Linked DNA regions of Homo sapiens: region 1 is linked to region 2. Evidence: chromatin loops called from intact Hi-C (ENCODE). Cell type or tissue: left ventricle myocardium inferior. All regions are shown on one strand. Links, peaks and the distances in the headings refer to the core of each region. The heading gives the core; the rest is flanking DNA.

Region 1 (5,384 bases), core at 89-5,088, 140 kb after region 2:
CCAACCCATTGGCATGGGTACCATCCATCCCCTACTGTTCTCTACAGGACCCCTCTTTGCAGATCTTGCCTGAGAGGGAGCCTTGTCTGACTTCCTCCTTCGCTCTGTTCTTCTACTCCCACTCTTAACTGTCTCCCTTGAGAGCACCTCTTTTAAAAATCATTTGCACACCAATGATTATTTCGGGGCCTGCTTCTAAAGAAGCTGCCTTAAAACAGCATCCAGATTTTTAACTCTGTCACAAATTTGTTATGTGACTTAGGCAAGTCATATCTTCTCCAAACCTCTGTCCATACCTCGTATATGAGAGTACGGATTAAATTATTTCAAAGGTTCTTTAAAGACTTTGAACTCCATGTCCTTTAAACATGATTACATGTTATATTTCTTTTAGAGAAAGGATTCTGAACCTAGGATTCATGGATGGCTTTCAAATGGTGAGTGAAGCCTCAGAAATTGTATGCAAATTTGTGGGTGTATTTTTTTTTCTGGGAAGAGGGTTCATAGCTTTCATTAGATTTCCAAGGAGTCCATAAGCTTCCACCAAAGTTAGTAACCACTCTTTACAGTTTGTTGTTTATAGATTTCCCAAGGGCTGTGGAAAGAGTATCATCATATACTCTAAAACATTAATCTTTTGAGATTCATAATGATTTGGTTAAAACCACTTAATATCTATTAAAAATGATAGAAGGAAGAATGTGCTAATGGTAGTTTTACAGCAGAGGTAAGCAGTCCTCCTTGCCCAGTCTTTGACAGCCTTTTCTCTTGTAAACATGGTCTTTTATACGTTCATGCTTTTTTGACCCTGCATTTGGGTTTAATATAAACTGCGACCTTTTTTTAGACAAATGTTAGATAAACTAGCCTGGCTTTGCTAAAGAAGAAAATATGTTTTGTCTGTGATTAATAAAGCACATGAAATCCACTTACTTGAGTTTCCCTTCACGTTCCTCTCTGCCCCTCTCTTTTCATACACAAAGAGACAGACGGGCAGACAGACAGATAGATACACAACCACACACAATTGTATCAGAAAGACACCCCAAATGCTTTTCTGAATGCAGGATTTCAAAATCTGGTTTTGACAAAAATAGCCCCAGCTGGTTATATTTAAGTCCCACTTGTTATGCACACAGTAGGTCAGTAATTTATGAGCCAAACAGCTGCTCCAATTTTCAGAACCATTAGGTCTCCCGGGTAAGCCACATGGCAGGGGGGTGGCGGGATGCACAGAAGGCTCTTCTTGAGAAATGAAACATTTCCTCGTGTGCATCTGGGTCAGCCATGTATAGTTCCTCTCATAAAAGATATTTTATGAACCTGAATAATAAGAATTTATATAAAGATGCATACACAAACTCACACAATGCATATGGAGGGAATAAAGAACAAGAAAGTAATGGTGAATTAAGTGCATTGAAGGGTTCAGCCAGCCTTTTAATAAACCACAAGATGGAAGCTTGAGTATTTGTGATGTCACCTTGACATTGGAGGGTATTTATATCTTTAAACAAGGCTCCTGTGGGTTGGACATAAGGGACAAAGGCTCTGAGGGGATTGAACCCCAAACTCTGAGGTAGGCCAACTGCACACAGCATTCATTATTTCATTCGCCTGCTCTTTAGTTTGTTCATTCATTTGTTTAGCCTGTGTTAATTGAATGCCAGGCCCTCCACTTGGTGCCAGGCTCAAATGCTGATGGTCCCTATTATGGAGATTACAATTTGGAAGGGAAGACAGCAATAAACTAGTAAACAAACACGTAAATATCTAACTACTTATGTAAATGTGAAAAGTACAAAGAAGAAAAAGCATTGCATTCTCTCTGTGATGTACAGAAAAATGGGATAGGAAGGTGGTCAGAGAAGACATCTGTGATGGTTAATGTGTCTACCTGACTGGCCTAAGGGATGCCCAGGTAGCTGGTAAAGCACTATTTCCAGCTGTGCCTGGGAGGGAGTTTCTGGAAGAGATCGGAGTCTGAATCGGTGAACTGAGTAAAGAACACGGCCCTCCCCGGTGTGGGTGGGCACCATACAATCCTTGGGGACCTAAATAGAACAAAATGCTGGAGGAAAGGAAAATGCACTCTCTCTTTTTGAGCTGTCCCATCCATTTTCTCCTGCCTTTAGACATCAGAGCTCAGCCTTTTTTTTCAGGCTTTTGGATTCAGATTGGGATGTACACCATTAGCACCCCTACCCCTGATTCTCAGGCCTTCTAACTTGAACTGAATTATACCACTGGCTTTCTAGTTCTTCCCCTTGCAGACAGAAGATTGTAGGACTTCTTGGTCTCCATAACCATAACAATGTAAGCCAATTTCTATGAAAACCTCCTCTTGCATATCTATCTATCTATTATCTACCTATTTGTTATCTATTATCTATCTATCATTATCTATTATCTATCATCTATCTATCATCTATCTATCATCTATCTATCTATCTATCTATCATCTATCTATCATCTATCTATCTATGTATCTATCATCTATCTATCATCTCCTGCTGATTCTATTTCTCTGGAGAACCCTGACTAATACCACATCTTTCAATAGGACATACTAATACTAAAATAATTATTTCTTGTTTATCTAAAATTCAAAATGAACTTGACATATCACATTTTATCTGATAATCTTACACCAGTTTGGGTTGGCCATGCAACTTGTTTTGGTCAGTGGGACAGTAGCAAATGTGGAGTACAGCAGAGGCTCAAAAGAACTTGCACATGGAGGCTTACGTTTGTGTTGTTCTTGGAACCTGGTGACTATTAACAGGTGAAGAAGCTGAGACCAGCCTGGTCCAGTCACACTCATTATCCCAACAGTCAGCTTGTCCACACTAGACATGTGAGTAAAGCCGTGCTAGATCATGTAGATACCAGCGGACTTGATGGCTGACTGCAGATGCCAAACCTTTGACCCACAGAATTGTGAGTAGAATAGAGGGTTATTTTCAGAAGAAGAAGGGGTAGAAATTTTTTTTTTTAATTTAAAAAAGAATAGATACTATCATCCACCACTAAGTTTTGACGTGGTTTGTTATGCAGAAGAAACTAACTGATAAACCTCAGACCCTACTATTTCAGTGTGCTCTGGCCAACTTCTAACTACAAATACATGGACAGAAGTACTAGGAATAAACACTCCCTCACAAGAAACAGCTTTCAGCCAATGACTCTTATTTATTTGGTGTATCAATACCCCAGCTCTCTCCCTAATAGAGCTGGGTAATTCTGAGACATGTGTTTTGCACTGTTTCCCAATTTTCCCATGAGATTAAGCTTGAGTTGTCCAAAGTGACAGCTGGCTTAATAATGCACCATGTATTGACTGTCGTTACTTCCAGGTTTCAGTTCCCCACTTCTCTCCAGTGTTCCCTGCACTTCTCTTGCACCCATATCCTTGTCTTGAGGTCTGTGAATTCACACTAAGATGGAGCTTCTGATAATTGCAGAGCAATGCAGGTTGCTGGTGGCCCTGGAGGCACCTCCAGCTCCAGCATGGGCCCATTATTCCCTCTGGACAAACTCCCTGAGGAAGGCCTGACCTGAAACGATTTAACTTCTATGTGCACACTCTGAATTAGTTTCTGGAACACCTGAAAATGCTCCAAAGGTCCCTCTGGAGACCTCCATGAAATGTTGGTTAGTTAATGGAGTGGACCTAATATTAGCCAGTCACTGATGAAGCCAGTTGGGTAGCTGCCTTCATTGACATGGGGCCTTATCTGTTGGTCCTCACTGAGGCTTTGTACCAGACAGAGCTCCCTGACTCAGTCCTGTGCTTGGGAGTCTCCCTTTCTTGGAGCAACCCTCAATATTCAGTCTGTGACTTTGTTCTCTTGCTCCATCCACTATTCTTATGTCTGACCCAGCTTGCACTTGTTGCCAAGAGCTCTGAAGTCTGTACATTCTGCTTTGCTTATTCATGTATTCGGTGTTCATTCATTTATTCAGACTAATGCCCAGATTTTGCATAGAAATTTGCCAACTCCCTTGGGATAGTCCTGGTGATTTCTTGGCCCATTTCCTGATGGGTAGGGAGCTGGGTTTATGGCTGCCACCTCTGCCTGGGTGTTTTCTCACATCCTGTTGTTTATTTTCTCCTATCTGGTCTTCTTCTCCACCTTGTTACTTCCCTCTGAAGAGCCATTTCTGATTGTCTTGACTGGGGCACAACATTCATGCTCTGATTTGGTGTGCAAAGATGGCAGCTCTAATAACCGTAAGTCATCTCAATAGTTCTGGGTGAGGTGATTCCACTCCAAAGCACAATGCCCACCAAGGCAAGAGCTACAAGGGCATTGTGGAGGTGCAACCACTTGTAAGTCGCCCAATTCAGCCTCCAGCTAGCTGGGCTGCTGTCCTGAAGAAGGCCATGGCAGCTGGAACTTTGGCCCCTTGAATGACACAGACCTGATGCAGGCTTACTGTTTGAAGCTGAGAATTCCATACACTGAAAAGAAAAGCAAAAACAAGACGAGACAAAGACTTGAGTAGTCATGTTGTTTGGCAGGCTAAAATCTACAAAGGTAATAAATATCTTTCCTCTTCCCATCAAGTATTTTAGATTTCAAAGGGAAAGTGAAGCATTGGTATTTACTGAGCATATGCTAGGTGCCAGGCACTGGCCTGAAGTGCTTTATGCATATTATTGCATTTAATTTTCACAGTGACCATATGAAGAGGGGTTGTAGCCCACATTTTCAGGTAAGAAGACTGAACCTCAGAGATGTGAAATAACTTGCCCAAGGTCATACAGCAAAACTAGAATCTGAACTGCCTATTTCTAGAACCCATGGTGTTAACCACTTTGTCATATTCTTCAAGCATCCAGGCAGGGATGAAAAGAAGAAGGCATAGAAACTGACCTCACAGGCTAGGCGCAATGGCTCACACCTGTAATCCTCGCACTTTAGGAGGCCGAGGTGGGCGGATCATGAGGTCAGGAGTTTGAGACCAGCTTGGCCAACATGGTGAAACCCTGTCTCTACTAAAAATACAAACATTAGCTGGATGTGGTGGCGGGTGCCTGTAATCCCAACTACTCGGGAGGCTGAGGCAGGAGAATTGCTTGAACATGGGAGGCAAAGGTTGCAGTGAGCCAAGATTTCGCCACTGCACTCCAGCCTCGGTGACAAAGCAAGACTCTGTCTTGGGAAAAAAAAAAAAAGAAATTGACCTCACTTCCCTAGCACACAAAATGCCACAAGACATCAATACTTTGTGTAAAATGGTGAGGGAGCAAGCTGTGATTCAATCTCGTTTTCTTTCTTATAGGAAGTCAAAGAAAGATGTTGCCCATCAAATATGCAAGGGTAAGAAAGAGGTCAATGTACTCTTCTAAATGTTACTTGAAAATGTACCCTGAGCAA
Region 2 (5,384 bases), core at 72-5,071:
AAAACATGTTAACACTCATTTCAACATTCCAAAACTTACTAGAAAGCAACAGTAATCAAAACAGTGCAGTACTGGCAAAAGGATAGACATGTAAACAATGGAATAGAATTGAGAGTCCAGATATAAAATCACGTGCCCATGGCCAACTGATTTTCAACAAGGGTGCCAAGACCATTCAGTGGAGAATAGTCTTTTCAGCAAATGGTGCAGGGACAACTGGATAACCATACCCATAAGACCGAAGTTGGACCTTACCTCATACCGTATACAAAAATTAACCCAAAATAGACCAAAAACCCAAATGTAAGAGCTAAAATGATAAAACTATTAGAAGAAAACGTAAAGGTAAATTTTTATGACCTCAGATATTGCAATATATTTTTAGATATAACACCAAAAGCACAAACACCGCAATGATTCGTCAGTGCAGGGCATAAAGTCAGCTCCCTTGTTCCAACAGCTTGGAGGTCCTGATGGGATCACCTGATACCTTGAGACCTCATTCCAGTCCAGAGTCCAGCCTCAATCTGCTTCATTCACACCTCACAGGTGTTGATACCAAGAGCATTGCCTAAAAAAACTCAGCTTCTGCCTCCTGGGGAAATTGACCTGTAATAATGAAGTTCAAGCTCAAGCAAAACTACTTGGTGATGGCATTCAGAATAGCGATTTCCTCAGGATTGGGGGCAGGGGTGTGTGGCTATTGTCTGGATCTGGACTTCCTGCCCCATCATCTTTGCTCCTCATGGGGCTGCACTACCTGGTCTGTTCATGGTCCACTCTGAGCTGCAGCTGTGTAGGCAATAGCCTTTACATTCCCAGGGCTGGCGGGGCCACAGTACTGTGCTCACACTGCAGACAGCTCCCAGCCACGAGTCCATGAGCCCTGCTCCAAATGTGAATCACTCACCTGTAAAATGAGGGAGTCAAATGGGATGTTTTCTTCTTTGATATGGCTTTTTTTTTTTTTTTTTTGCAAAAAGTTGTATAGTTTTATGAAAAAAGTTAAACTGTTCAGGAAAGCATAATGAAGAGAAAGAATCCTCCTTCTCAGGGATGACTGTCGTCAACAGTTTGGTAAATATCCTTCCTGACACTTCTCTATGTGGATTGTATACCTCCTGTGCCCTCTTCATAGCCCCTTGACCCATCTTTTAACTCCAGTTGTTGCCATGGCCACCAGCTGTGCAGGTATAACTCCACCTCCCCTGCCTATCTCTTGCTGTATGCCTCAGGGCACCCCTGCCACTGCAGGATGGAGCACTCACCACCATTCCAGTGCAGGTGATCGCTGGAAGGGAAAAGGAATGAACACCTCATAGGGCAACTCTTGACCAATGGGGCCTATATCTAGTGGATAAAAATGCCCCTGTCCTGTTCCTCAAGCGAATGATTCTAAGGCTGTCTACATAGTGCTCCAGAGAGTCCCAAATAGGCCTAGGCCCAGATGTTCACAGTAGTGATGATCCCTCTTTCTCTGTCTCTTTCTTCTCTAGCCTCCCTCTCCCGTTTCTGTGGTCTCTTTCCAAAATACACTGACCATGTACATGTAAGCCCTTGTCTCAGCCTGATCTGGGAAGAACCACAATCACTAAGACACTGTGTATGTGTGTGTGTGTATGTGTGTGTAAGTAAATCAATCAATCAATGTAAAATAAAGGGGCCATGCTATTCACATGGCTCTACAGCCTGAATTTGTACTTCCTATGCCAGGAGATATCTACATCTATATCCAGATTTCCACCATCTGTGTAGTACTTTATTGTTGTATGTGGATGCTTTACCTAACTTATTGGGTGGTTTCTAGGTTTTTAGTGCCTCACACAGGATTCCACCCTTGATGAAAATGGGTTGGCTAATTTCTAAAGTATTGTCTAGTTGGAACTAACCAGCCTATGGAGAGTAGGCCTCAAAAACCCCTCCCTGCTGGGTAACTGGAAATGTCATTTCTACTTCATCAGTTAATGCTATGCAAAGCTATGATCTGTGCCTGGGATTTAGCTCCAGCCCCCTGGGGAGCTCTGGAGTGTGAATTGCACTGTGGAGTTCATGCCCCTTGAGGCATCTATGAGCCCTGTAAGGTGTGGTCACTGGGCTCTGGCCGCGCATGGGATGGGCTCATAACCTCCTGGGTAAGTAGCTTCCCTTTTGGCCTGAGGACAATTCTGCAGTGAGGGAGGCAGCTGAGATCCCTAGCAGCCAACACTCCCAGCAGCTGGTAAGGGGCTCTGGGCCAAGCTCTATAGCTCCCGTGCCGGGCAGTACCTTAGTGAGAATTACATAGCACGTTCTCTTTACACTATGTGTGGATTACCAGTTTTCAGCCCACACTTTTGCTATACACTCAGTGGGGCTGCCTTGCCCGTTCCATTTCCAAATGTTCTGATGAAGATGTATTGGGATAAATTTCAATTAAGTGACAGCAAAATCAGCCCTTAAGACGGCATGCACCATTACGCTTATCAGAGTAACTAATAGTCCTTAATGAGCCACAGTCTCTCAAAGTTCCAGAAAAACCAGGTCCCAAAGACACAGGAGGTCCCTGAGGACTCTCATACCTCACCTGGACCATGGCAATTTTCCTCACTTCCCAGTCCCCTCTGGCCACTGTACCAGCATCCATTCTCCCTCCACCCTCCCAGTGCCTTTTGTGCCAGCCTCATTCCCCTCTGCTCACTTCTGCCCTCTAGTGGGCGCTCTGATGGGCTCTGATGGGCCCGCCCTCCGGGAAGCTCACAGGGTATCCCTAACCTGGAACTCTTGAGCTCTTCTGGGGCCTCTGGGAACTAGTGAAGGAAACATCTTCTCTGCTTTCACCTCTGGGCATTCTAAGGACTGCTGTTGCCGTCCTCTGAGCAACCTACCTCTCCTGCCTGTTTTTCCTCCCCATCGTGATCCGAGCTGCTTTGCACCTTTATGAGTTGAGGAGAGACCCAATGAGAGCAGTCTATTAAGAGAAACAGCTGCAGACCCTCCCAGTTCCATTCCTCTTTGCCTCTCTGAGATAACTGCACGGCCGGAGGAACAGCAGGGCTGACCTCGTTAGGCTGTGATATGGCTTCACGGAGCTAACATCCAGAAGGTTCCCAGGGCAGTGCCTGGTCTGTAGTAGGGACTTAATAAATGTGTGCTATTATTGGTATAAGGTCACCAACCACTATGTCTTCCTGCTTCTTATCAAGTTTCATGGTAAAAACGGATTTTCCCTGCATTTTTCTATTTTATATTGAATTAAAAGTATCTGAGTTGACAAGGTCAGCTTTGATGTGTGCTGGAATAAGTCTATCTTGGTCCTGATACAGCCAAGAAATAAGATGCTGGCAGGATGCAGCCGAGCTGAATGCAGGCATGTGGGTTTTACAGCTGGATAGAACCAGGTTGGAATTCTGGCTAAACCACTCCAGTCTCAGTTATTTCATGCAATATGTCCATCTAGGGCCATTGTAAGGTTTGAATGAGGAAGTAGAGCCTGGTGGTGGAGAGCGTAATAGGTTCTAGAGCCGGACTGCCTGGCCTGGAGTCCCAGTTTTCCACCACCTATCAATTGTGTAACTGTAGGCAAGTTACTTAACCTCGCTGTGACTCAGTTTTCCCCAATTACGAAACGAAATAATGGCAACATTTACTTTGTAGCAGATTGAGTTAACATCTCTGCTTGGCTTATGGTATTTAAAAACATGATGCTCTTTATGAATTACTATGTGATGAGTGAATGGCAACGTTAACTAACACATATTAGCTTTTAATTATTAGGAGAATCATGAAGATGACGATTATGTCATAACGATATATTTTATGAGAATTTAGTATTATATACAATGTTAGTTATTTTATATTTTTGCTGCAAATTTGAAACAATGCAAGTCTCCATGAAATAAAAATTAATCTAGAATTGGGTCATTTCAAAGCTGATAGGTCGAATGAACTGTGTACTGGTTTATGATGTTGCCACATGGCTGGTGATCAGAAGTACCTCCTTCCTTGGGATTTATGTTGAATCATGCAGCTTTGCATTATGTGATTTCTTCAGGAACAGTACCCTTTGCATAAAGTGCCACCACCTTGCATATAAAAGCCCTTGAACACTGCCTGCCACAGAGGAGGCACTCCACGAATGGCAATTACCATGCCGGTGTCCTCTGCAGTCAGGTACCAAGCAAATAGCTTGGGTTCCCACAAGCTTGGCTGGTTAAGTCCTCTTCCACCAAGCACAGCAGCTCCCTAGGAATGGGAAGATGAGTGATATCACTACCCTGATATTACCACTCAGCGTGGAGATTGCTTCTCTGCAACCCTCTCACCCGAGTCGCTGTGAGCCATCTCTGTGGCTTTGCTGTGAATACAACTCACTGCTTCCCTGACTGCATTCTTAGTGCTGTGACATTGGGGTGTGCCTTTTCTCTCACGATTGTTACTCTTGTCTCACAGAGCTCTAGGCATACAGTCAGTATGTAATACATCCTTACCAACTCCAAAATTTTTCAAAATTTGGAGCAAGAAAGGGGAATGGCTGTATGTGGCAAAATTACCCACTCTGGACATGTGCATGATTTGTCAATTGTGTTGATGTTCGCTTGTACATCTTCCTGGTGCTAATACATCTGAATGAGTGAGGGTGTTTATTCCCCTTCTGAATCTAGTTTCAGGTGGGGCACAGTTCAGGCTCCACTCTGAGTGTCCCTTCCACTCTTCATGGGATTTGAAGCAGCAGTTGAGGAGCTGGTTGATCCAACTGCCCTTCAGCCTGGTTCCCCATTGTCTTAGTCTTCATTCCCTCTGGAGCTGCCCCTGAGGTGAGAATTTGCAGACAAATGTTGCCAGGAAGCACCAGTAGGGAGGAGAGCAGGCAGAGCAGCCCATGATAGGTGTTAGCAAATCAGGCTGCTGTGAGCAGCTGGGGAGAAGGTGCAGCACCTCTGTAGATGGTGTGAACATGCATCGGAGTTTTCCATCTGAGAGGTAAGAGTTGGGCTACTTATCTAGAAATTTCCATTTCCATTAATTAAGGGCTTCTCTGGAGTCAATAACTCCCTGGTACTTCATTCCTGCCCCTCACTGGCCACATGGGCTGAGCCAGGAAAGCCCCCAGGCAAAGAGTGACAGTAGCTTTCCGTAGGAAGTTGACAGCTGGTATGGAAATGATGAATGTCAGGGGGCTGTAGACAGCACTGATAACATCTGCTGCATAGGTTAAGAGAAGGAATGTGTATAGAGAAATAGTCTAATCATACTCAGGCTCTAGGATGTAGTGTTCTGGTTATGTATTGCTGTGCAACAGCATGCCAAAACTTACTGGCTTAATCTCCAACTACCATTTTATTCCTATTTATGGTTTCTGTGGGTCCGGAATTTGGGAAGTTTCTGCTGGGGTCTTCTTTCATGTG

Evidence for each region. Peaks named below come from ENCODE experiments on the same cell type or tissue, not always from the same donor. Only the 100,000 strongest peaks of a DNase experiment are listed, where the experiment ranks them.
Region 1: a loop joins it to region 2, with 2.6 times the contacts of the local background. A loop is called at or near these places in 2 of 110 quality-filtered maps.

Annotation. Positions count from the first base shown.
Region 1 is chr20:20,902,469-20,907,852 of GRCh38, reverse strand. No RefSeq gene overlaps it. Among named protein-coding and RNA genes, the nearest start is that of LINC03083, 65 kb to the left of the region's middle. In left ventricle myocardium inferior, for the core only: no CTCF peak of the experiment used is centred there; no DNase peak of the experiment used is centred there; H3K27me3 peaks cover 2,434 bases.
Region 2 is chr20:21,046,303-21,051,686 of GRCh38, reverse strand. No RefSeq gene overlaps it. Among named protein-coding and RNA genes, the nearest start is that of LINC00237, 57 kb to the left of the region's middle. In left ventricle myocardium inferior, for the core only: a CTCF peak has its summit at 2,693 (motif pointing left); a DNase peak (open chromatin) is centred at 2,686; H3K27me3 peaks cover 5,000 bases.